Regions from separate parts of the Homo sapiens genome. Here region 2 is linked to region 1. Evidence: read pairs that join two places in POLR2A ChIA-PET (ENCODE). Cell type or tissue: K562. All regions are shown on one strand. Links, peaks and the distances in the headings refer to the core of each region. The heading gives the core; the rest is flanking DNA. Region 1 has its middle 15 kb from the start of MICU1. Region 2 overlaps MCU (mitochondrial calcium uniporter).

Evidence for each region. ChIA-PET counts read pairs that join two places held together with the same protein. Peaks named below come from ENCODE experiments on the same cell type or tissue, not always from the same donor. Only the 100,000 strongest peaks of a DNase experiment are listed, where the experiment ranks them.
Region 2: POLR2A ChIA-PET joins it to region 1 with 6 read pairs; 3 of 35 experiments call an interaction of 5 or more read pairs at or near these places.

What each region holds. Positions count from the first base shown.
Region 1 is chr10:72,633,293-72,649,800 of GRCh38, reverse strand. It overlaps the pseudogene HMGN2P34. Among named protein-coding and RNA genes, the nearest start is that of MICU1, 15 kb to the right of the region's middle. In K562, for the core only: no CTCF peak of the experiment used is centred there; a DNase peak (open chromatin) is centred at 7,310.
Region 2 is chr10:72,707,389-72,715,388 of GRCh38, reverse strand. All of the region lies in intron 1 of MCU (mitochondrial calcium uniporter), which reads right to left. Among named protein-coding and RNA genes, the nearest start is that of MIR4676, 9.6 kb to the left of the region's middle. In K562, for the core only: no CTCF peak of the experiment used is centred there; no DNase peak of the experiment used is centred there.

The DNA.
Region 1 (16,508 bases), core at 3,458-11,457:
AGGATTCAGGTGTGTGCTTTAGCCTCCAGTTAATACTAATACACAGCATCTTTGCAGGATAAAAGACCAAATTTTACTCTCAGAAAACTAACAGTTGGTGGCACTTTGATACTTACACTGCAATATGTGCTTTTATTTTTAATTACTTTTTTTGGGGAGCAGGGGGACAGGGTCTTGTTCTGTTGCCCAGGCTGGAATACAGTGACATAATCATAGCTTACTGCAGCCTGAAACTCCCGTCCTCGAGTGATCCTCTTGCCTCCGCCTCCCAGAGTGCTGGGATTACAAGCATGAGCTATATATATATATATATTTGTTCCCACCCCGCCCCCCCCGCCAAAAAAAAAAGTTGTGGCTTTCATTTCCCTCTAAGTGATTTCAGTCATTTATGCAGACTGCCCAAAGACATGTTGAAAGGCTAATTTTTTTTTCTTTTTTTTGAGACAGGGTCTTGCTTTGTCACCCAGGCTAGAGTGCAGTGGTGCAAACACAGTTCACTGTAGCCTCAACCTTCTGGGCTCAAGGAATCCCCTGGCCTCAGCCTCTTGAGTAGCTGGGTCTACAGGTGCATGCCACCATGCCTGGCTAATTTTTAAATTCTTTGTAGAGACAGAGTCTTGCCATGTTACCCAGGCTGGTCTCGAACTTCTGGGTTCAAGGGTCCTACCGCACCATCCCAAAGTGCTGGGATTACAGGTGTGAGCCATGACACCTGGCCAAAGCTAACTGTTACATTCTTTTTTTTTTTTGGAGACAGAGTCTCCCTCTGTCGCCCAGGCCGGAGTGCAGTGGCACGATCTCAGCTCACTCCCACCTCCACCTCCTGGGTTCAAGCGATTCTCCTGCCTCAGCCTCCCAAAGTGCTGGGATTGCAGGGACTACACCACACCCGGCCTTAAGTGTTACATTCTTTACCAAAAAAAGCCTATCCAGATGCAGTGGCATGTGCCTACAGAAAACAGAAAAACAAACAAAAAAGAAAGATATTACACCATGTTTGTGTGAGCCAAAAAATTCCAAGCACTCAACTGACATTAACAGTTAGTCCTTTCTGGACACGGTGGCTCATGCCTATAATCCCAGCACTTTGGGAGAACCAGGTGGGCAGATCACTTCAGTCCAGGAGTTCGAAACCAGCCTGGACAACATGGTGAGAGACCTTGTCTCTATAAATTAAACAAACAAACAAATTAACAAAAAACCAGTTTGTCCTCATAGATTTTAAAAACTTAGTTACAATAAATAATATTTCTGTTTAATTTATGACATAATAGTTTATAATTGTGTAATTAAGGAACTGAAATCCAGACAGTTGAAGTAAGTGGCCTGAGGGAACTCAGTAATTTAAATACACAGGCCTATTAAAGAAAATTAGTAATAAGAATATAAGAACCCCTTTTACAAAAGTATGGCAAGTCAGTTGTTTCCCTTCTGAATACAATCTTCTTGTGCAAAGCAGCTTAATTTTCTCTTTTTTAAATTTTATTTTATTTTTTATTTTTTGAGACAGCATCTCGCCCTGTTGCCCAAGCTGGAGTGCAATGGCTTGATCTTGGCTCCTTGCAACCTCTGCCTCCCGGGTTCAAGTGATTCTCCTGCCTCAGCCTCCCAAGTAGCTGGGATTACAGGTGCATGCCACCATGCCTGGCTAATTTTTTTTTTGTATCTTTAGTAGAGACGGGGTTTCACCATGTTGGCCAGGCTGGTCTCGAACTCCTGACCTCAGGTGATCTGCCCACCTTGGCCTCCCAAAGTGCTGGGATTACAGGCGTGAGCCACTGTGCCCAGCCAGCAGCTTAATTTTCTAATAGTGAAAAAAAAATTACGTAATGTTAGAACCATAGAAAAAAGCAAATATCTAGTAATCAGTCAAAAATTCTTTCCAATACAGTGGCCTCTTAGGATCTAGTCAACAAAATATTCCCAGATTCACTATAGTCATTTTGCTCAAAAATATTAAAACCACAATTGTCTAGAAATTAAGAGAGTATGATCCAAATTTGTTTTTCATATATCATTGTACGATATATAATGGGATATATATATAATTATATGATATATAATGGGATATATATATATCATTTTTAAAATTTTATTATTATTACACTTTAAGTTTTAGGGTAGATGTGCACAATGACAAACCTGAGAAAAACAAGCAATGGGGAAAGGGTTCCCTATTTAATAAATGTTGCTGGGAAAACTGGCTAGCCATATGTAGAAAGCTGAAAATGGATCCCTTCCTTACACCTTATACAAAAAATTAATTCAAGATGGATTAAAGACTTAAATGTTAGACCTAAAACCATAAAAACCCTAGAAGAAAACCTAGGCATTACCATTCAGGACATAGGCATGGGCAAGGACTTCATGTCTAAAACACAAAAAGCAATGGCAACAAAAGCCAAAATTGACAAATGGGATCTAATTAAACTAAAGAGCTTCTGCACAGCAAAAGAAACTACCATCAGAGTGAACAGGCAACCTACAAAATGGGAGAAGATTTTCGCAACCTACTCATCTGACAAAGGGCTAATATCCAGAATCTACGATGAACTCAAACAAATTTACAAGAAAAAAACAACCCCATCAAAAAGTGGGTGAAGGACATGAACAGACACTTCTCAAATTTTTTAAATAGACGTGTAAGATAGGGTCCTTGTCTAGTCCTAGCCCTGGAAGGAACATTTCACATTGTCTTCCTCATGGACATATTATTAGAAAGTATGTCCCTAATATTGGGGCATATACTCAGTTGAACATGCTAGAATTATCTGATTCATGATAATGACCTGCAGAGGTAATAGCTGAGGGTGAGAGAAACTTGGAATGGATAGTGAAGGAGGGAAATGGTGAGTACCAGTTGTTGCCTGAGACAAACTGCAGTATTGGAAAGCTATAGTTCATCCCACTCTTCTCCAAGTTTCCCCTTAGGAAAAGGAGCCCACAGGAGCCATGAAAAAATCTGCTTCCAGAACATATGTGGGGACATTGATCAGTGCACAAACAAGAGGTGGACTGTGGAAGCCATCGAGGTGCCCCACTCAGATCTCCCTTTAGGATAGCCTGCTACTGGGATCATAGCTTATTGACAATAGTTTCTGGTTTATTAGTATTTTGCTTCTTATGAGCAGTAATACTATAACTTTAGTGTGCTTTCTTTCTGGTGCAAAGCAAAGATAAATGGAAACATCAAACCTTGGGTCTTGCCGAAGCCAACTGATACTAGACCTAATTCATCTACCTCATGTCTCAAATATCGTTCTATACCAAGCTGAGAAGGCTCTGGATTCCTTGAGTGGTTTTGTTTTGATTTTCTTTTTTTCTTTTCTTTTCTTTTTTTTTTTTTTTGAGGCGGGTTCTCACTCTGTCGCACAGGATGGAGTGCAGTGGGGCGATCTCGGCTCACTGCAACCCCCGCCTCCCGGGTTCAAACAATTCTCTGCCTCAGCCTCCCGAGTAGCTGGGATTACAGGCACCTGCCACCACACCCAGCTAATTTTTGTATTTTTAGTAGAGATGGGGTTTCACCATCTTCGCCAGGCTGGTCTTGAACTTCTGACCTCGTGATCCACCCGCATCGGCCTCCCAAAGTGCTGGGATTACAGGCATGAGCCACCATGCCCGTCCTGTTTTGATTTTCTAAAGGGAAAAAAGAGTCATTTTCACTTGGCTTTGAACAAAGAAAGTGGGATTTGGGAAAAAAAGGAACAGTATCATATTTTTGGGGGCATATTTTATCAAAAATAAAATCAGATCAAATTAAAAATTTAGGTTTACTGTGCATAAAAAAGACAGTTTATGAACTTCAAACCAAAAGTGGTAAGAAGCTTGGCTCACAACAATTACAGTACAGCTTATAAGGCATAAACGAAGGAGTGTGTTGAACTTTACTGTGAATGGTTATTGACAGACTCTCTCCTTTGACCAAAACTTCTGTGAGTCCTGTGCTTAATTCGGCCAGATTTTGGGTTTACCTCTCTGTCCTCGTAGAATCCAGTTTGAGCAAAAATCCTGCTAAGTCAGTTTAGGGAAAATTCTCCATGCTTGGTATCTGACTACCCTTGATATCTTATCACCCTGGCCTGCCTTCAGCAACAATACTATCAAGTCAGGTTAGCCAGAAACCCCTTATCCTTGATGTTTCCTCTGAATAATTTTCCATGCACTGATTCCCACCCTGCTCCTTTATTTATTTATTTACATATTGATTTAGTAGAAACAGGTTCTCTTTATGTTGCTCAGGCTGTGCTCAAGTGATCCTCCTCCCATCTCAGCCTCCCAGAGTGCTGGTATTACAGGCATGGGCCACTGTGCCCAGCCAGCTCCATGGTTTTAAATTTCCACTTGTCATTGTTGGAGTTGGAGTTGAGTCCAATCCCTCCTCCCCCACTGTGAGACTCCATTGCAGTGGTCCCTATACCTATCACCATGGCTCTCCTTGAATAAAGTCTGTCTTACCATCTTCAACATGTGTTTAGGTAATTTTTCAGACATTATTATAAATGTTCATTCTTTTTATGGCAAGAAAAGCTGTATAAACTTGTTTGCCTGTAGCTGATTGGTTCTATTTTATTAAAGCATGCTGACAAGAAAGAATGGCTTAAATTTGCTTTATGTTTAGAGCTGGCATTTTGAAGGAAATTAGGATAGCTTAAATTTCTGTTATGTGGCTATGGGCAATTGGCTTAGGGGTATATCCAAACTGTAGCCTCCATTTGAATTTTCTTTAGTAATTCCCCCCTTTTGGTCATTCTTTCAGTTGGATTCAGAGTGAGGCCAGCTATTTAGGATTACTCTCGGTCACCCCATGTTGTTTTTCCTTCCATAGACATGTGTAGGTTGCAAACTAGAATCTCAGTGCGTTCTTCTGATGATTCTTGTTCATGTAGTTTTTGATGTTCAGTCTTCATGAAGATCATCTGTTGAGTCAGTGGCTGCTAACAAGCGTTTAAGACTCTTAGGAGAATATAAGGTTCAAGGAATATTATGAATATGACTAATAGGAGGGTAACACCTCCTATTTGAGGTTTGAAAAATATCCCAAAGCCAAACTCCCCAAGAGCCAAGATTTAACCAATTAAATACATCAACTGATTGTGCCTCTCCAAAGTGTTGTAATATTTGGGTCTGATCTAAAAGATCAAAATCTCTAAGATTTTGGGCTATAATTCCTGACTTATTAACAGAAAAACAGCATTTTTTTTCTTCGATAAGAGCACAAGCTCCTCCTTGAGCAGTTTGGGTATCACAAACTCTCCTATTCTAGAGTACAGCTAAAGCTAAACTACTCATGGATTCTATTACTTGAAAGTAAATTAAGATATCATTAATACTTTTTGAGAGTTATAGAAATATTGATAAGTGATTTTTCTAGTTCAGAGACTCGTAGTTGAAGGAAGAGTACTCTAACAAAAGGATGAAATCCAGAGCTCATGTGTATAACTGGATTTCAAAGCTCATAAAAATTTTTTTAGTGGGAGGTTACTTTATGTACAAATGATCCCAAGTTAGTAACTTGACTAGTATTTAAAAAGTCAGCCAGGCGCGGTGGCTCACGCCTGTAATCCCAGCACTTTGGGAGGCTGAGGTGGGTGGATCACGAGGTCAGGAGTTCGAGACCACCCTGGCCAATATGGTGAAACTCCGTCTCTATCAAAAATACAAAAATTAGCTGGGTGTGGTGGGGCAGGCCTGTAGTCCCAGCTGCGTGGGAGGCTGAGGCAGGAGAATCACTTGAACCAGGCAGGTGGAGGTTGCAGTGAGCCAAGACTGCACCACTGTACTCTGGCCTGGGCAACAGAGCAAGACCCTGTCTCAAAAATAAATAAATAAATAAAATAAAATAAAATAAAATAAAATAAAAAAGTCATATTTGGTTATTTGGGGTGAGAGATATCCTGTACCATAGCATCTAGACCATTTGGGTAGGAAACCTTTGTCCATGTATCTTATTACAACAAAGAACAAATAACGCAGTGTCACTGATGTAAAGTTATGGTGGATCCCATTACCAAAAAACCAGATGTGATACAAAGATCATGATTACTTTTAATCATGTTGGCATCTTTGCATTCCTAGTTTGAATGACCGTGGTTTAAACTAGGATAGGAGAAAAAGACATTTCTATGGCTTGATAAAGTAATCCATGTGTACCATTACCAATTAGGTAAGACTGGTTCTCTTTCTGGATGCGACCTGAATTTTGATCTATCAGTATGTAAAACTGTTGGTAACCTTATATAATGGTATTAGAGAGGCATTTAACTTGCCTTTAGAGTTTCTATTAAACCAATGTATAGTTTCAGTGACCTCTTTAATGGTGTGAATGAGGGTGTCATTGCCATTTTCTGTTTTTATATCTGTCTCATTATATATGAGTCCAGCCTCTACCATCTGAATCAAACCAGAGGGTTTGATTACAGGAGTCTGGGAGCTCACCTAAGTCAGGCCCAGCATCATTAAGGATTTCTATGTGTAGAGAGAAGTTACCAGTAACAAATTTTTTAGTACTTATGGGCCATACTTTGGCTTCTAATGTTTCTTTCCAATGCCAAAACAGTTGGCCATTAAGTATTAGTTAAATGATTTGATTTGCTAGCAGAAGGATGCCAAACCTTTTTGCAAAGGCATTTTCCCAAGTTTATCACCCAAGTGTGTATGGGGGCTAGTTCTAGTATTAGCTGAGATTCTTCCCAAGCATTTAAATGGCGATATAACCACCATCGCTCTGGTTAGTAAGGAAGGCTATATGCGTAACAGTAGACTTTAGTGAGTGTTCAGCCTGTGCGATGAAGGCCTCTAACAAGGAGTAGGAATATGAGTTTAACCATTTTGTCTTAGTTTGCAAAGTAGCAGGATTACAATAATTATAATGGAAATAGAAAATCTTGACAAAATAAAATAAAATCCAATGGGTTCTTGACCCACGTTCTTTAGTGGAAGCTGTCAACCTCATGTTGTCATCTGCTTCTGGGGAAAACATTTCCCTAGATATCCTTAATTTTAAGTCAGCTGTACGTTAACAGGTCCAAGACTTTGTGAGAGTTTTGTTTTTTTTTTTTTCAGATGGTGTTGCGCCAGGCGGGAGTGCAGTGGCACGATCTTGGCTCACTGCAACCTCCACCTCCCAGGTTCAAGAGATTCTCCTGTCTCAACCTCCCGAGTAGCTGGGATTACAGGCACACACCACGATGTGCAGCTAATTGGGAGCTCTTTTTCATCAAGAAACATGAACCCAAGGTTCAATGAATTGCAACTTGCTGTGTGTGAGGCTAAAAGAACCTGATAAGGTCCCTTCCAGGAAGTTTCAAGTGCAGTTTTCTGTTGACTTTTTTTCCCCGAATATCCAGTCACCCGCTTCCAATGTGTGGGGTACAATGTCCTTGAGGGGAAGAATGCCTCTGAAGGCTCCTTGTACCTGGTGGCAATAAGCTTTTGAATACTGCATTAGTGCTTTACAATATTGGATCATATCAGAGTTTACAAGAGTTGATGAACATGGGGTTCTATCATTAAGGGCATAAGTTATCCATTAAGGGCATAAGTTATCCAGTGACAATCTCATAAAGGGTTCATTTATGTTTTCCAAAAGGTATAGATCTTATTGTTATAAGAGCTAAGGGAAGTATTTCAGGCCAGGGTAGTCCTGTTTCAGTTAGTTTTGCTAATTTTAAAGCACCATTGGTTCTTTCTTTCTACCTTTCCAGAAGATTGGATGTAATGGGGCAATGGTAATGCTATAATGCTTGGATGGCCTTAAGATTTTGACTTGTTTTATGACTTGTTTAGTGAAGTGTGTTCCTCCATCACTTAAAATTTTGCTGGAAATTCTCCAAAGTGGAAAAATGTTCTCTAGTAACTTTTTGGCTATAGTAATTGCACCAGTGCTTTCAGCAGGGAAAAGCTTCTACTCACGCTGAGGAGATACAGATTATGATAAGTATATACTGGATAACCCATAGAGGTGAGCAACTTACTGAAGTCCATCTGTGGGTATTCAAATGGCCCTGATGGTGGGGCAGTTATTCCAGGGGCCACTTTAATGGTTTTTCCAGGGTTATGGTTTTCATAAGTCAGACATTGATCATAGACTTGTTTGCCTGATTTCGAAAAGTTTCCTCATCAATGTTTTGTTAGAATCTGAATAATTTTATCCACCTCTTGGTAAGTAAAAAAATTAAATGCTCAGAGGAATGGCACTTTTGAAGGATTTGGGAAGTAATAAGCAGCCATCTGGGCCCTCCCAGAATCCCTTAATTATCTTGCATCCTTTATTTCCCTAATTTTGTTTTTCAGTTTCTGGGGCATTATTCTGTCATTCATGTAAATGTTGGATTTCTTTAATGTCTTTTGAATGAATCTCATTCAGAGCATACAACTTACTTTCACTGGGTGGCAGGTTTAGTATGAAAATCAGCCATGGTGGCTGGGTATGGTGGCTCACGCCTGTAATCCCAGCACTTTGGGAGGCCGAGACAGGTGGATCACTTGAGCCCAGTTGTTCAAGACCAGCATGGGCAACATGGCAAAACCTCATCTCTACCAAAAAAAAAAAAATTATCTGGATGTGGGGTGTGCATCTGTAGTCTCAGCTACTCAGGAGGCTAAGGTGGAAGGATCACCTGAGTCCGGGATATCAAGGCTGCAGTGAGCCATGATCATGCCACTGCACTGCAGACTGGGTGACAGAGTGAGACCCCGTCTCAAAAAGAAAAGAAAAGAAAATCAACTACGGCATTTCCTTGATATTTAGGGTTGGTTTTAAGAGTATGAGCTTCAATTTTTTTTTTTTTTTTTTTTTTTTTTGAGACAGAATCTTATCTGTCTCCCAGCCTGGAGTGCAGTGGCAATCTCATCTCACTGCAACCTCCGCCTCCTGGGTTTAAGCAATTCTCATGCCTCAGTCTCTTGAGTAGCTGGGATTACAGGCATGTGCCACTACACCCAGCTAATATTTTGTATTTTTAATAGAGATGGGGTTTCACTATGTTGGCTAGGCTGGTCTTGAACTCCTGGCCTCAAGTGATCTGCCTGGCTCAGCCTCCCAAAGTGCTGGGATTACAGGCGTGAGCCACTATGCCTGACCAATTTTTTTTTTTAAATATAGAGATGGGGTCTCGCCATCTTGCCTATGCTGGTCTTGAACTCCTGGGCTCAAGCGATCCTCCTGCCTTGGCTTCCCAAAGTGCTGGGATTACAAGTGTGAGCCACCACACCTGGCCGAGCTTCAATTTTTATAATAATTGTTGTAATCATAAGGCCATTATAATTGTCAGTTATAATTGTAAGGCCATTAATTTGCCTGATGATTCCTTTTTTGGCCATGCACCAGGGGAGAAAAGAGAGAAGACCCTAAGAACTTTCAGAGAAAAAACATTTAAAAGCTCAAGAAACAAAATTACATTGTACTTCTTGAAACCAACACTGGAAGCTAGAAGACAGTGCTGCAATATCTTGAAAATCCTCAAGGAAAAGTATTTCTAATCTAGAGTTCTATTCCTAGTCATACTATCAGCTAAGCACACAGCTGGACTAAAGACATTTTCAGACATATAAGATCTCAGTCGCCCTGTTGCCCAGGCTGGAGTGCAGTGGCATGATCTCAGTTCACCACAACCTCCGTCTCCCGGGTTCAAACGATTCTCCTGCCTCAGCCTCCCAAGCAGCTGGGACTACGGGCGTGCACCACCATGCCCAGCTAATTTTTGTATTTTTAGTAGAGATGGGGTTTCACTACATTGACCAGGCTGGTCTCCAACTCCTGACCTCGTGATCCACCTGCCTCGGCCTCCCAAAGTGCTGGGATTATAGGCGTAAGCCACCAAGCCCGGCCTATTTATTTGTTTATTTATTTATTTTTTTGAGATGGGGTCTCACTATATTGCCCAAGCTGGTCTCAAACTCCTGGACTCAAGCCATTCTCCTACCTCGGCCTCCCAGAGTGCTGGGATTACAGGCATGAACAACCACGCCTGGCCGAAAGGGGTAGCTTTTCTGATGAGTTTGAACATTTTATAAGAAAATACATTCATTCACAATGAATATTTATTGAGTACCCACTTTGAGTCACAAACATGGAGCCACTTTCAGGGAGCATTCATTCTAGAAGGGGAAGTGAGATAATAAATAAGCAAACTGTGTAACATATTAGAAGGTGATAAAGGCTGTAAAAAAAGACAAAGTAAAGCAGGGGAAGGAGGATTAAAACTGCTGTAGATGGGGAGGTGGTAGAGTGTGTATTACAGCTTTAAATAGGATAGTCAAGATAGACCTCATTGTGAAGTAACATTTAAGCCAAGACCTGAGGGAAGTTAGGCAATTAGACGTGTGGATATGTGGCAGAACTTTCTAGGAAGACGGAATTGCCAGTAAGGGTGAAGAAGTGTAAGAGGTAGAGATGCAGGAGCAAGAGAAATGAGGTCAGAGAGGTACAGGGTAGGGGGGATATGTCAGATCCTGTGGGCCTTATGGATGACTGTAATAACTTGCTTTGCTTCTGAGGAAAATGGAGAGCTGTTATAGAAGTGAAACAATTGGCATACATTTTTACAAGGTTCACTCTTGCTTCCATTTGAGAATAGACTATTGGCAGACAAGGGTGGAAACAGAGATAATAAAGAAGCAACTGGATTGCCTAATAAGGAAGCAATTATCCCAATAATTCAGGCGAAAGATGTTGGTAGCACAGACTGCAGTGATACATCTGTTAAAGAGTTGAAGGAAGAATTAGTGATAGACACAGAGAAAACTAAGCAAAGTAAATAAAGGAATCAATTATTAACTGTAGATAAACCAGGAAATGGCATAAAGAAAGGTAATTATAGCAGTCCACATGAATCAGTTGTGAATAACATTTACCTAGTGCTATGGTTTCAATATGCTTTGTTTGTCCCCAGAAAACTCATGTTGAAATTTGATCCCCAACTTGACAGTGCTGGGTGGTGGGGCCTAGTGGGAGGCATGTGCATTATGGGAGCAGATCCTTCATGAAAGACTTGGTGCTATTTGGTCAGGCAGTTAATTTTTGCTCTTGAGAAACTGTATTAATTTTCTCAGGAATGGATTAATTCCTGAGAGAACAGGTTGTTATAAAGTCAGGATGCCCTCAGGTTTCCCCCTCTTCACATGCATCTACTTCCCCTTTAACCGTCTCCACCATGTTGTGAGAAAACCCTCGATAAGGCAGGGAGTGGTGGCTCACGCCTGTAATCCCAGCACTGTGGGAGGCCGAGGTGGGCGGATCACCTGAGGTGAGGAGTTCAAGGCCAGCCTGACCAACATGGTGAAACCCCGTCTCTACTAAAAATACAAAAATTAGCCAAGCGTGGTAGCACCCACTTGTAGTCCCAGCTACTTGGGAGGCTGAGGCAGGAGAATTGCTTGAACCTGGGAGGCAGAGGTTGCAGTGAGCTGAGACCATATCATTGTACTCTAACCTGGGCAACAAGAGTAAAACTCCATCTCAAAAAAAAAAAAAAAAAAGAAAAATTAATACCTCATGGAGATGTCACATTTTTACCTAACCAGATTGGCAAATATACAGAATTTTTATAATACATTATGTTGGGGAGGATAATGGGTAAACAGACATTCTCATACATTGCTTGTGGAGTATAACTTGTCATGTTGTCAACCAGCGTGGTGGCTCACGCCTGTAATCCCAGCACTTTGGGAGGCCGAGGCGGGCAGATCACAAGGTTAGGAGTTTGAGACCAGACTGGCCAATATGGTGAAATCCGATCTCTACTAAAAAAATACAAAAATTAGCCGGGTGTGGTGTGGGCACCTGTAGTCCCAGTTACTCGGGAGGCTGAGGCAGGAGAATTGTTTGAACCCAGGAGGTGGAGGTTGCAGTGAGCCGAGATGGCCTCACTGTACTCCAGCCTGGGGGACAGAGCGAGACTCTGTCTCAAAAAACAAATAAATAAATAAAAATAAATAAAAAATAACTTGTCATGTCAATTTGGTAAAATTATAAAAATTACAAAATGTAGACACCCCTTTCCAGAAAGATCTTTTTGCCCCAGCTGCTAGGAGTTCTGTCAGCAGACAGTCTTCATTTGTCAGCCCCTTCAAGTTTTGCCTCAGCAGCAAAGAGCTGTCTCACCCAAGGATATGCTTTTTTGTGGCAACCCACATCCAATGACTGATATAAAGGACTTGCCATTTCCCCCCAGTGCAGGACAACTCTGCTGAGTCATTTCAGCTCCACAGCTTTCCGACGGGGTTATCTTAGGCTGCATGAGTGCATCACAGGCCAGCTTCTGCTTCTGCCAAATTCCGTCTTCCTTCTCCCTTTCATAGCTGTTGAACCCAAGAATACCTCCCAATAAATGTCTGGAACTCTAAATTTCTGTCCCAAAGTCTGCTTCCAAGAGAAATCAGTCTGTGAAACTCACGGCTCCACAGCTTCATTTCCAGGAGTTTACATAGACTCACACATAGACAAAAATGGTGTATATTTAAGGTTATTTATTGCAAAAAAATTTTTTGACGTAGGATCTTACTCTGTAGCCCAGGCAGAATGTGGTAGCATGATCATAACTCACTGCAGCCTCCAATTCTTGACTCCAGTGATCCTGCCGCCTCAGTGTCCCAAGTAGCTGGGACCAAAGGTGCGTGCCATTATGCCTGGCTAATTTATTTTTATTTTTTGTAGAAATGGGGGTCTCTCTGTTGCCCAGGATGGTCTTGAACTCCTGGCCTCAAGCAATCCTCCTGCCTCAGCCTCCCAAAGTGCTGAGATTACAGGTGTGAGTCATGCACATGACTTATTGCAGATTATTTGTAAGAACAAAAATTGGAAATAAATGTTTGATTACATAAATCAGGTGACTGATTAAATAAAGGCATATGTATACAATGAAATATCATGTCACAATATAAAAAGCAGATAGCTGTTTATATAATGATAGCAAAAGATCTTCAAAATGGAGCAGTGTGAAGAAGAGGCGAGAACGACCCCCAATTGACCAAAGCCTATGCGCCCTGCATCTCTGCAATCAGTGCCTATGTTCCGCCACCATGGTTACCAAGCCCAAGAGAAGGGTTGAAGGGGATGTTAAAGGAGATAAAGCCATGGTGAAGGACAAACCTCAGAGAAGATCTGAAAGGTTGTCTGCTAAACCTGCTCCTCCAAAGCCAGAGCCCAAGCCTAAAAGTGCCCTGTAAAGAAGGGAGAGAAGGTACCCAAAGAGAAAAAGGGAAAGGCTGATGCTGGCAAGGAGGGGAATAAACCTGCGGAAAATAGAGATGCCCAAACAGACCAGGCACAGAAAGCTGAAGGCACTGGAGATGCCAAGTGAAGTGTCTGCAGTTTTTTTTGTTTGTTTGTTTGTTTGTTTGTTTTTTTAGGCAAAGTCTCACTCTGTTGCCCAGTCTGGAGTGCAGTGGTGTGATCTCGGCTCACTGCAACCTCCGTCTCCCGGGTTCAAACGATTCTCCTGCCTCAGCCTCCCAAGCAGCTGGGACTACAGGCGTGCACCACCATGCCCAGCTAATTTTTGTATTTTTAGTAGAGATGGGGTTTCACTATGTTGACCAGGCTGGTCTCCAAATCCTGACCTCGTGATCCGCCTGCCTTGGCCTCCCAAAGTGCTGAGATTATAGGTGTAAGCCACCAAGCCCGGCCTATTTATTTATTTGTCTGGAGTGCAGTGGTATGATCTCGGCTCACTGCAACTTCCGCCTCCCAGGTTCAAGCGATTCTCCTGCTTCAGCCTCCTGAGTGGCTGGGACTACAGGCACCTGCCACCACACCCAGCTAATTTTTTTATTTTTAGTAGAGAAGGGGTTTCACCATGTTGGCCAGGCTGGTCTTGAACTCCTGACCTCAGGTAATCCACCCACCTCGGTCTCCCAAAGTGCTAGGATTACAGGTGTGAGCCTCTGCGTCTGGCCTGCATTTTTTTATTTTTTATTTTTGAGATGGAGTCTCGCTCTGTCGCCTGGGCTGGAGTGCAGTGGTGCGATCTCGGCTCACTGCAAGCTCTGCCTCCCAGGTTCACGCCATTCTCTTGCCTCTGCCTCCAGAGTAGCTGGGACCACAGGCGCGTGCCACCACGCCCGGTTAAATTTTTTTGTATTTTTTTTAGTAAAGATGGGGTTTCATCGTGTTAGCCAGGATGGTCTCAATCTCCTGACCTTGTGATCCGCCCGCCTCGGCCTCCCCAAGTGCTGGGATTACAGGCATAAGCCACCATGCCCGGCATGGCCTGCATTTTTTATAACTGTGTACTTCTGGTGACTATACAGTTTGAAATACTATTTTTAAGTCCAGGTGCGGTGGCTCACGTCTATAATTCCAACACTTTGGGAGGCTGAGGTGGGAGAATCGCTTGAGCCCTGGAGTTCAAGACCAGCTGGGCAACATGGTAAAACCCCTGTCTCTCCAAAAAAAAAAAATTAGCTGTGTGTGTGTGTGTGTGTGTGTGTGTGTGTGTGGTGGCACATCTCTGTAGTCCCAGCTACTCAGAAGGCTGAGGCAGGAGGATTGCCTGAGCCCAGGAGTTTGAGGGTGCAGTGACCTGTGATTGCACAACTATACTTCAGCTTGGGCAACAGGGTGAGACCCCATCTCTTTAAAAAAAATGTGTGTGTGTGTGTTTGTGTATGAATGAAGGATGCATTAAAACTGTAATTGGTTGCCTATAAGTAGATTTGGGTGTCTCAGGAACAAAGGTGGAAGGGAGGCTTTTCTTTTCTTTTCTTTTCTTTCTTTCTTTTTTTTTTCTGAGACCAAGTCTCTCTTTGTTGCCCAGGCTGGAGTGCAATGGTGTGATCTTTGGCTCACTGTAACCTCCGCCTCCCAGGTTCAAGTGATTCTTCCTGCCTCAGCCTCCCAAGCAGCTGGGATTACAGGCGCCTGCCACCATGCCCAGCTAATTTGTGTATTTTTAGTAGAGACAGGGTTTTGCCATGTTGGCCAGGCTGGTCTCAAACTCCTGACCTCAGGTGATCTGTCTGCCTTGGCCACCCAAAGTGCTAGGATTACAGGCATGAGCCCCGTGCCCAGCCAAGACTTTTCATAGTATATATATTTGCAGTTTTTGGATTCTACACCATCTGAATGTGTTACATAATCATTAGAAAAAATTTTTGCTTGAATTATCTGAATTTTAAGACTACATATAAAAATTACATATGCACAGCTTTGATAAAATAAAAATTAAGTAAACAAAGACTTATCTGTTAAAAATTAAACACAAGAACATATTGTAGGCCAGGTGTGGTGGCTCACACCTGTAATCCCAGCACTTTGGTCAGGAGTTCGAGACCAGCCTGGCCAACATGGCGAAATCCCGTCTCTACCAAAAATACAAAAATTAGCCAGGCATGGTGGTGGGCGCCTCTAATCCCAGCTACTCAGGAGGCTGAGACAGGAGAATCGCTTGAACCTGGGAGGTGGAGGTTGCAGTGAGGCAAGACTATCGAGCCATTGCACTCCAGCCTGGGCAACAACAGCGAGATTCCATCTCAAAAAAAAAAAAAAAAAAAAAAAAAAAGAACATATTGTATAGAGTGAGGGCCAGGCATGGTAGCTCACGCCTGTAATCTCAGCACTTTGGGAGGCTGAGGCAGGAGGATTGCTTGAGGCCAGGAATTTGAGACTAGCAACATAGTGAGACCCTATTTGTATATATATATAAAAAAAATAGCCAGCCAGGTGTTGTGCCACGTGCTACTTGGCAGGAGAATCATTTGAGCCCAGGAGTTCAAGGCTGAAGTGAGCTATGATCTCACCACTGCAATCTAGCCTGGGCAACACAGTGAGACTCTATCTCTAAAATAAAAATAAAAATAATGAAAAAGAACCTATTGTACAGAACTATTCCCATTTAAAAAAATTGTGTAAATAAACAGATACGTACATTGATATAAGCACAAAGAGTTTAGAAGGATACAAAAACTTAATAGTAGTTATCTCTGTGGGTAACATTAGAGTGGAGAGGAGGGCTTACTTTTTATTTCTAATGCTCCTTAATTGTTTGAATTTAAGCGTCTGCATACCTTTGTAATAAAGAAAGTTTAAATTTATAAGAGACAAAATTTAAAAATAGGGAAAAAACCAATTTAGGAATTCTTTTAGAGGAAACTTTAGATGATGCTTACAGGAAGCCGAAAACTAATCGCCTAAAATAAGAAAACTGGAACAAGTATACTAACTTTGCTTTTTCTCCCTTGTTTAACCTTAATTATTCTGGGTAATTGGCTCAACTAATCAATTTCTTAAAACATCTAGAATTAAATTTTAGTTGCAAATGAGAAAAGTTCCTGTAAGAGGGATTGGGAAATGTTTTGGTCTTTTTTAAATTCAGCAGGTTTTCTTCTTATTGGAAGTATATAATCAACTAAAATCATAAAAGATAACTACCACATGACTTTACTAATAAAAGTGGAAATAAAATAACTAAAATCAATTAAAGAGTTGATGATGAATGTTCTGTCCCACTCTGGAATGATGTCTAAGAGAGCAATTATTTTAGAGGAAAGTTTAGATGATGCTTACA
Region 2 (8,000 bases), core at 1-8,000, 69 kb before region 1:
CAGCCCCATGTTAGCTACCAAGTGTTCAATAGCAGGCTGGAGCAAAGAGCCAGCCCACAAGGATCAAGCAAGTGCCTTTTTAAAAACTAATCTTAAGAAGCTCCTCTACATGGCTTTGCAAAGTAAGCAAAAACCATGCCAAATAGTAAAAAAGGCACTTACTTGACTCCCACAGGCCAGCTCCACACTCTAGCAGCTAAGATGTCACTGGCATGGTACATGGAGAGTGAGGTAGAAACGGTATCTTGCCAATCACTGTAGGAATGGTAGTGAAAGACCTAAAAGAATAGAAAAAAGTAAAGTAAATGTCAAAGGTAAAGGCCCTCTTGAGCCTGCTAATGTGGGTACCTCAGCATATAATGCCAAAGAAGAAAGAAAGTCTGAAAAGACCTTGTTTAAGTCATTCTTAGCCACTAGTTATCACAGTGACCCTTAGGACAAGAGAGCACTTTTAAAAAAAATTAGTTGTAACCTAGAATAAATCCAGATTGACCGTAAGAAACTCTAAAATACTTTTTCCAGAAACAAAGTATTAAATATTTGGGCAGGGCGCAGTGGCTCACGCCTGTAATCCCAGCACTTTGGGAGGCCAAGGGGGGGGCAGATCACCTGAAGTTGGGAATTCAAGACCAGCCTGACCAACATGGAGACACCCCGTCTCTACTAAAAATACAAAATTTGCCCAGCGTGGTGTTGCATGCCTGTAATCCCAGCTTCTTGGGAGGCTGAGGCAGGAGAATTGCTTTAACCCGGGAGGCAGAGTTTGCGGTGAGCTGAGATCATGCCATTGCACTCTAGCCTGGGCAACAGGAGGGAAACTCTGTCTCAAAAAAAATAGTAATAATAGATATTTGACAATCACATGATAAGCTCAACAGATATAAAAATTGGGAGTTAGCTGGGTGTGGTGGTGTGGGCCTATAGTCCCAACTATTCAAAATGCCAAGGGAGGAGGATTGCTTGAGCCCAGGAATTCAAGGCCAGCCTGGGCCTGGGCAACAAGCAAGACCCCATCTCTTTAAAAAAAAAAAAAAAAAAAAAAAGACCAGGGCGGGGGGAACTGAAGTAACAGCTCATAAACAAATTTTTTTAGAAATATTTTTAGATTAAACAAGAAAAAAATTGGCCAGGCGTGGTAGCTCATGCCTGTAATCCCAGCACTTTGGGAGGCCGCGGTGGGCAAATCATGAGGTCAGGAGTTCGAGACCAGCCTGGCCAACATGGTGAAACCCCATCGCTACTAAAAATACAAAAATTAGCCAGGTGTGGTAGAGCACACCTGTAATCCCAGCTACTCGGGAGGCTGAGGTAGGAGAACTGCTTGAACCAGGGATGCGGAGGTTGCAGTGAGCCAAGATCGCGCCATTGCACTCCAGGCTGGACGACAAAGCGAGACTCCAACACACACACACACACACACACACACACACACACACACACAAATGATGAAAGAGGAAAACAAATTCACCCCATCTCTGTGTGTCCGGAATATAAAAAACTGATAGAACCCTAACAAACAATGAAGAAATAAGAAACATTTTTTAAATTAAAAAAGTCTTAGGCCATCCACTAGTTTCAGGCTTTCACTAGTTTCAGAAACAAGTTTACAAAATTTAGAAACCTTGAAGTACTAAATTAAAAAAAATTCTGGTTCATTTGCCAAGCCACACAAACTCTTTGGTTTAGAGGTTCTGTTTGAAAATGATTGGAAATCATTCCAAAACAAGAAAAATACAAAAGGCCCTTTCACATACCACTATCTCCTCTCCCCATACCTATACTTTTCACGGTAAAATAATTTGTGAAAATTACTACAGAAGTATAATTTGTGTAGTTAGCAAGAAAACCAGCACTAGCGAGGCGGGCAGATCACCTGAGGTCAGGAGTTCAAGACCAGCCTGGCCAACATGGTGAAGTCCCATCTCTACTAAAAATACTAAAACTAGCCGGGCCTGGTGGCAGGCACCTGTAATCCCAGCTACTCGGGAGGCTGAGGCAGGAGAATCACTTGAACCTGGGAGGTGGAGGTTGCAGTGAGCCGAGATTGCGCCACTGCATTCCAGCCTAGAGAACAAGAGTGAGACTTCGTCTCAAAAACAAAACAAAACAAAAAAAACTCTCCCATTACTGGAGGTTCATTCCTGAGGCACTGGAATCTATCAAATAAAAAAGGCAAAAGTATTTTTTCATTCTAATTAAGTTTTAGCCAAAAGACTATTATACCACCCCTAATTAAAATATGCTTAAAATTGGTCACCATTTGTAACAATCTTCAAATTGTACAGATCTCAAATAATTTAATGAGAATGGAAGATTCACTGTTAATAGCATATCTGGCCAGACTTATATCTTGGGTGCCTAACTAACATTTTAATTTTGGCTTGTGTTTGCTTGCCGTAGCGACAGTCCCTGGAAACCATCCAATTTATTAGTGTTTCCCTTGCTGCCTCAGCATTTCTGGTTAATGCACTACAGCAAATCATTTGGAGGGACAACCTGAATGAAGCTCTGCCCTGTGTACTCTGCAAAAATGTTCAAACCATTATCAAGAGTGTTGGAAATGAAAGACAACAGCATGAAATTGAGAAGATAAAATTTTATCAGAGATTGTCTTTTTAAAACAATGACTTCAAAGTAAGAATATACATTGACTAATATGTACAGAATTATTATTAAAACAAATATTTATTTCACACCAACTACCTGTCTCAAAAAGTATGTCCCCTCATTTCTAGACCTTACTTTTCTTTTGCTTGCCCCATAAAACCACGACACAATTCAAGAACAGCCTTTTTACCATAAAAGGCGCATCTCCTTTTACAAAATAAAGCAGATAGTACCCAAATTGCAGATAATTCCAAACACACAGAAAAGAAACAATGAATTAATGCCAACAAATTTCCACCCACAGCTTGTCTGCACTTGAAATATCTGAGAATTTTAGTAACCCAGGCTTTTGTTGCAGCAGCTCAATCCCCCACGAGCTCACTGTTTTGTGGCAGATGCTGCTCTGTATCTTGTACAAGACATGTTCATCTATGTAATAAAACATTCTTCTTCTCTGCCTTCTCTCAGGAAGTACAAAGGATTTTCCCAGGAATATGATAAACGAGGACATTCCACACCAAAAAAGGAAAACTGGTTTTGAAAGTCAAAACAGCATTCCTAGTCTAACTTTAAAAATGACATAATAAATTCCTTTTTCCTGTCCCCCAGAATATTCAGCAAAAAGTCTGTCAGTTAACAGAGGTTTAAATATATGAAATAGAGACAGAAACGCCAAAGTAGTTAAAAATGAATGAACCAGAACCACATGTATCAACTAAATAAGTTTTTTTTTGTTTTTTGGGTTTTTTTTTTTAAGAAACACAGTCTTGGGCAGGGTGCGGTGGCTCATGCCTGTAATCCCAACACTTTGGGGGGCCAAGGCAGGCGGATCACGAGGTCAGGAGATCGAGACCATCCTGGCTAACACGGTGAAACCCTGTCTCTACTAAAAAATACAGAAAATTAGCTGGGAGTGGTGGTGGGCGCCTGTAGTCCCAGCTACTCGGGAGGCAGAGGCAGGAGAATGACGTGAACCCGGGAGATGGAGCTTACAGTGAATGGAGATTGTGCCACTGCACTCCAGCCTGGGGGACAGAGTGAGACTCTGTCTCAAAAAAAAAAAAAAAAAAAAAGAAACACAGTCTTGCTCTATCCCCAGGCTGGAGTGCAATGGCCCAATTATAGCTCAGTGTAACCTCAAACTACTGGCCTCAAGCAATCCTCCCACCTCAGCCTCCCAAAGTGCTGGTATTATAAGTATGAGCCACTGTGCTGGCCTAATTTTTTTTTTTTTAAGTATTAAGAGGGAAAAAAAAAAAAAGGCCAGGCGTAGTGGCTCATGCCTGTAATCACAGCACTTTGGAAGGCCGAGGCAGGCAGATCACTTGAGGTCAGGAGTTCAAGACTAGCCTGGCCAACATGGCAAAACCTCATGTCTACTGAAAATACAAAAATTAGTTGGGTGTGGTGGCACACGCCTATGGTCCCAGCTACTCAGGAGGCTGAGGCAGGAGAATCACTTGAACCCAGGAAGTGGAGATCGCAGCGAGCCGAGATCGCACCACTGCACTCCAGCCTGGTTGACAAAGGGAGACTCCATTCCAAAAAAAAAAAAAAAAAGATTTGCAGAAGGATACATACAGTGTAATACTTTTTTTTTTTTTGAGACAGAGTTTCGCTCTTGTTGCCAGGTAGAGTGCAATGGCATGATCTCGGCTCACTGCAACCTCTGCCTCCCAGGTTCAAGCAATTATCCTGCCTCAGCCTCCCAAGTAGCTGGGATTACAGGCGCCCACCACCATGCCCAGCTAATTTTTGTATTTTTAGTAGAGACAGGGGTTTCATGATGTTGGCCAGGCTGGTCTTGAACTCCTGATCTCAGGTGATCTACCTGCCTTGGCCTCCCAAAGCGCTGGGATTACAGGCATGAGCCACTGCGCCCGGCCAGTTTAATACCTTTTAAATAAGGTTTTAAAACATTCTTACAAAACTATATAAGATAGGTGTAGATAAAGGATAAACACACTCATGGGATGGTAAACATCAAATTTAAGAGAATGTTACTTTTGGGAGAGAGGTCTAAGGAATGGTACTTGGGGGCAGCAATTATAATCATAATGTTCAATTTCTCAAGCTAAAGGTTGTATATTATATTATTCTACTTTTTATAGACATGACATACTTCACAATTTAAAAATAAAAGATTTTTGTCCTTGTATGTCTGATTGAACATAATGTAATTTCCTTATAAAGGACCACTCCACCTCCACCAAAAAAAAAAAAAAAAAAAAAAAAAAACCTTAGGTGATGGAATGGCCTTTCCAAGTGAGCTCCTTTGACAGCATTCCCATCAGTAGTTTACCTTCTGCCTTTTCTTCCACTAGTGCTATGACTGTCTAATGCTGGCTGTGATGTGACCTTCGGATCCATAACTCAGGGTCTCAGATTGTCTCTACTTTTCATCTTACAAAGAACACCCATTTTAGGCAAGAAATCTATTATAGTTTCCTTTCATTTTCTACTTTCTCATGTTAAAAGCTCTAGAATCATTAAAAAGAAAGCCATTAACCAGGCGCTATAGCTCACACCTGTAATCTCAGCACTTTGGGAGGCTGAGGGGGGCAGATCACGAGGTCAGGAGATCAAGACCATCCTGGCCAACATGGTGAAACCCCATCTCTACTAAAAAGTACAAAAAATTAGCCGGGCATGGTGGCATGTGCCTGTAGTCCCAGCTACTCAGGAGGCTGAGGCAGGAGAATTGCTTGAACCAGGGAGGCAGAGGTTGCAGTGACCTGAGATCGCACCACTGCACTCCAGCCTGGGCGACAGATCGAGACTTCATCTCAAAAACAAAACAAAACAGAAAGCCATTATGTATTTAAAGTTCACCCAACTTTGTGGCAGTTGGCCACACTAAGAACTTGAATTCATTCTGAATCGAACACCAATGCAGGATGAGACATTAAACTTAAAGAAAGCACTGACTGGAGTTCAGCTGTCCATTAAGTAAATGAATATTCCAAAATTCTGTAATATGTTACACTAAAATCCTGTTTTACTATCTCAACTGTGCTTAGGCAGCATTTTAACGTTTAAGTCACAGCTGAAAATAAAAAGAAAACAAGATTTCATTTTCTTTGGGGTTAAAACAAGAAAATAAATAAACAAAACCAAACTATTGACATCTATATCTATATCTAGTCAGATACTCACACAAAGTATACCCTAGGGGTCCCCTCAAAAAAGAAAAAAAAACACCAGAAAATCCATTTTTCCTGTCTATTCAGCAGTGTCTAGCACCAGCATTCACAGATCAGGAAAAAGGGAGAAAGAGAGAGAAACTAACAGATCAAGAAAGACATAACCTGGTATTCTTCTGTTTCCAAAAAATGTAATTCCATCAAAAGCAAATGAAAAACCTTCAATCTTCTCATTAGATTTTTACTATTTGTTCCATTCTACTCAATCTATCTTTAAATACTTCTTTAAAGTATTCTGACATCTGTATTGTTTTAAAATGAAAAATAGGTTTTTATCACACTTGGCCACTTGCCACAGCCCTGCTTCACGGCAGCTATCAGAATTCTGGCAGTGCAAAATACAGGATACAGTGGGGACAGAATGGAAATACACAAGACTAGTTCCAAAATAAACACTTCCAAAAATCTGCCTTCTTTGGAAATATATATATACAGAAAGAATCTACAGTTGGCAGCACCTCTTTGAAATAGTTCCTTTCTCTCTTCTGCAGTGTCCAGCATGGCCCATACCCCCACCAATCATGCCAGGTAGATGCCACTGTATCAATTTCTTAAATTTTTTTTTTTTAGAGATAGGGTATTTCACTCTGTCACCCAGGCTGGAGTACAGTGGTACAATCAAAGCTTACTGCAGCCTAGGCTCAAGTGATCCTCCTGCCTCAGCCTCCCAAAGTGCTGGGATTACAAACGTGAGCCACTGAGCCTGGCCTCAAATTACTTTTAACATAATAGCTTTACAATCTTTTTCATTACTATTTTTACTGAGCATTTTATTTAGTCCTGCTTGTTTCAGCACAATCGAAACTGTTTTAAGAGTATTAGCTGCTTCATGAATCAAAGAGAAGTCATTCCTTCTTGACATTCCCATAATTCCCATCACTGTAGTATCTGGGCACAGAGAACAAGATGATCTACAGCTGTGTTACCCACAGGGGAGAAGGATTTAGACAATAGTTGCCAGGACTATTTGACTCTCATTCACCCAACATGGACTGAATGTCTATGTTACTGACACTATACTAGGCTCAGTTCACAGAGCTGGAAGAATTTAAGGGCCACTATGCCTATTGACTCCTGCAGGCAACTAATCACTTAAGGTTTTCACACCTAGGATTCCTATAGTGTTACTACAAAATAAAACATTTTCTGCTTCAGGCTGGCAAGGTACAACTCAGAATTAATAAATTACTAGTACAGTCCCATCTTACTTCAATACTCTGACCTTAACTGCTTTCTTCCTTCTCTCAACTCTCCAACTCTCTGGGCTTTCCACATCTTCACCTCTTCCTCCACTCCCTTCGGCAATTTGGATTAGAGAAAAGAAAACAAAGGTGAAAGATGAGACTAAAGGCATAATGAACTGTTTAAGGGGAATACAAGGTAAATTGTTCATGAAGATGTCAGAAATAATTATGAAAACTGTCTTAAAGAGGAACTTGAAGGCTGTTTTTCTTCATTTCAAGCTCTTGGCCCTTGTGAGAATAAGCAAATACACAATACCTGAGTTTATGATTTTACACAAGCCATCTAATGAAATAACATAATTACTTGTAAAGTACTGTATAAAAATACAACATGTTTTATAATTTTAAAAGTTTTTTTTTGAACTGAACGTGGTGGTACGTGCCTGTAGTCACAGCTACTGAAGAAGGTGAGGCAGGAGGATCACTTTAGCCCAGGAGTTCAAGACCAGTCTGGACAACATAGTGAGACCCCCACCTCAGAAAAATAAATAAAATAAAAATTAAAAGCCCTTTAGGTTCACCTAATCAAGCATCCTTATTTAACTGACAAAAATATTAAGACCAAAGGGGTTAAGTCACTTGTCCAAGATCAAACAGCAAGTTAACGGAACAAAGAGGAACAGATCCAGTTCCTATTATACCACTTGGCACCAAATTCTCTTCAATTACTTTTGTTTTGGTGGGAAACACACACACACACACACACACACACACACACACACACACACCACTCACCACGACCACCTCTTCATTTATTTAACTATCTCAGAAAACTAATAATAAAAATATTCTGTGATGGTACAGCAATCCTTGGCTCCCATAACATTTCAAAAGGCGAGTCAGGTGCAGTGGCGCATGCCTGCAATCCCAGACTTTGGGAGGCCGAGGCGGGTGAATCACTTGAGGTCAGGAGTGCAAAACCAGCCTGGCCAAAAAGGTGAAACCC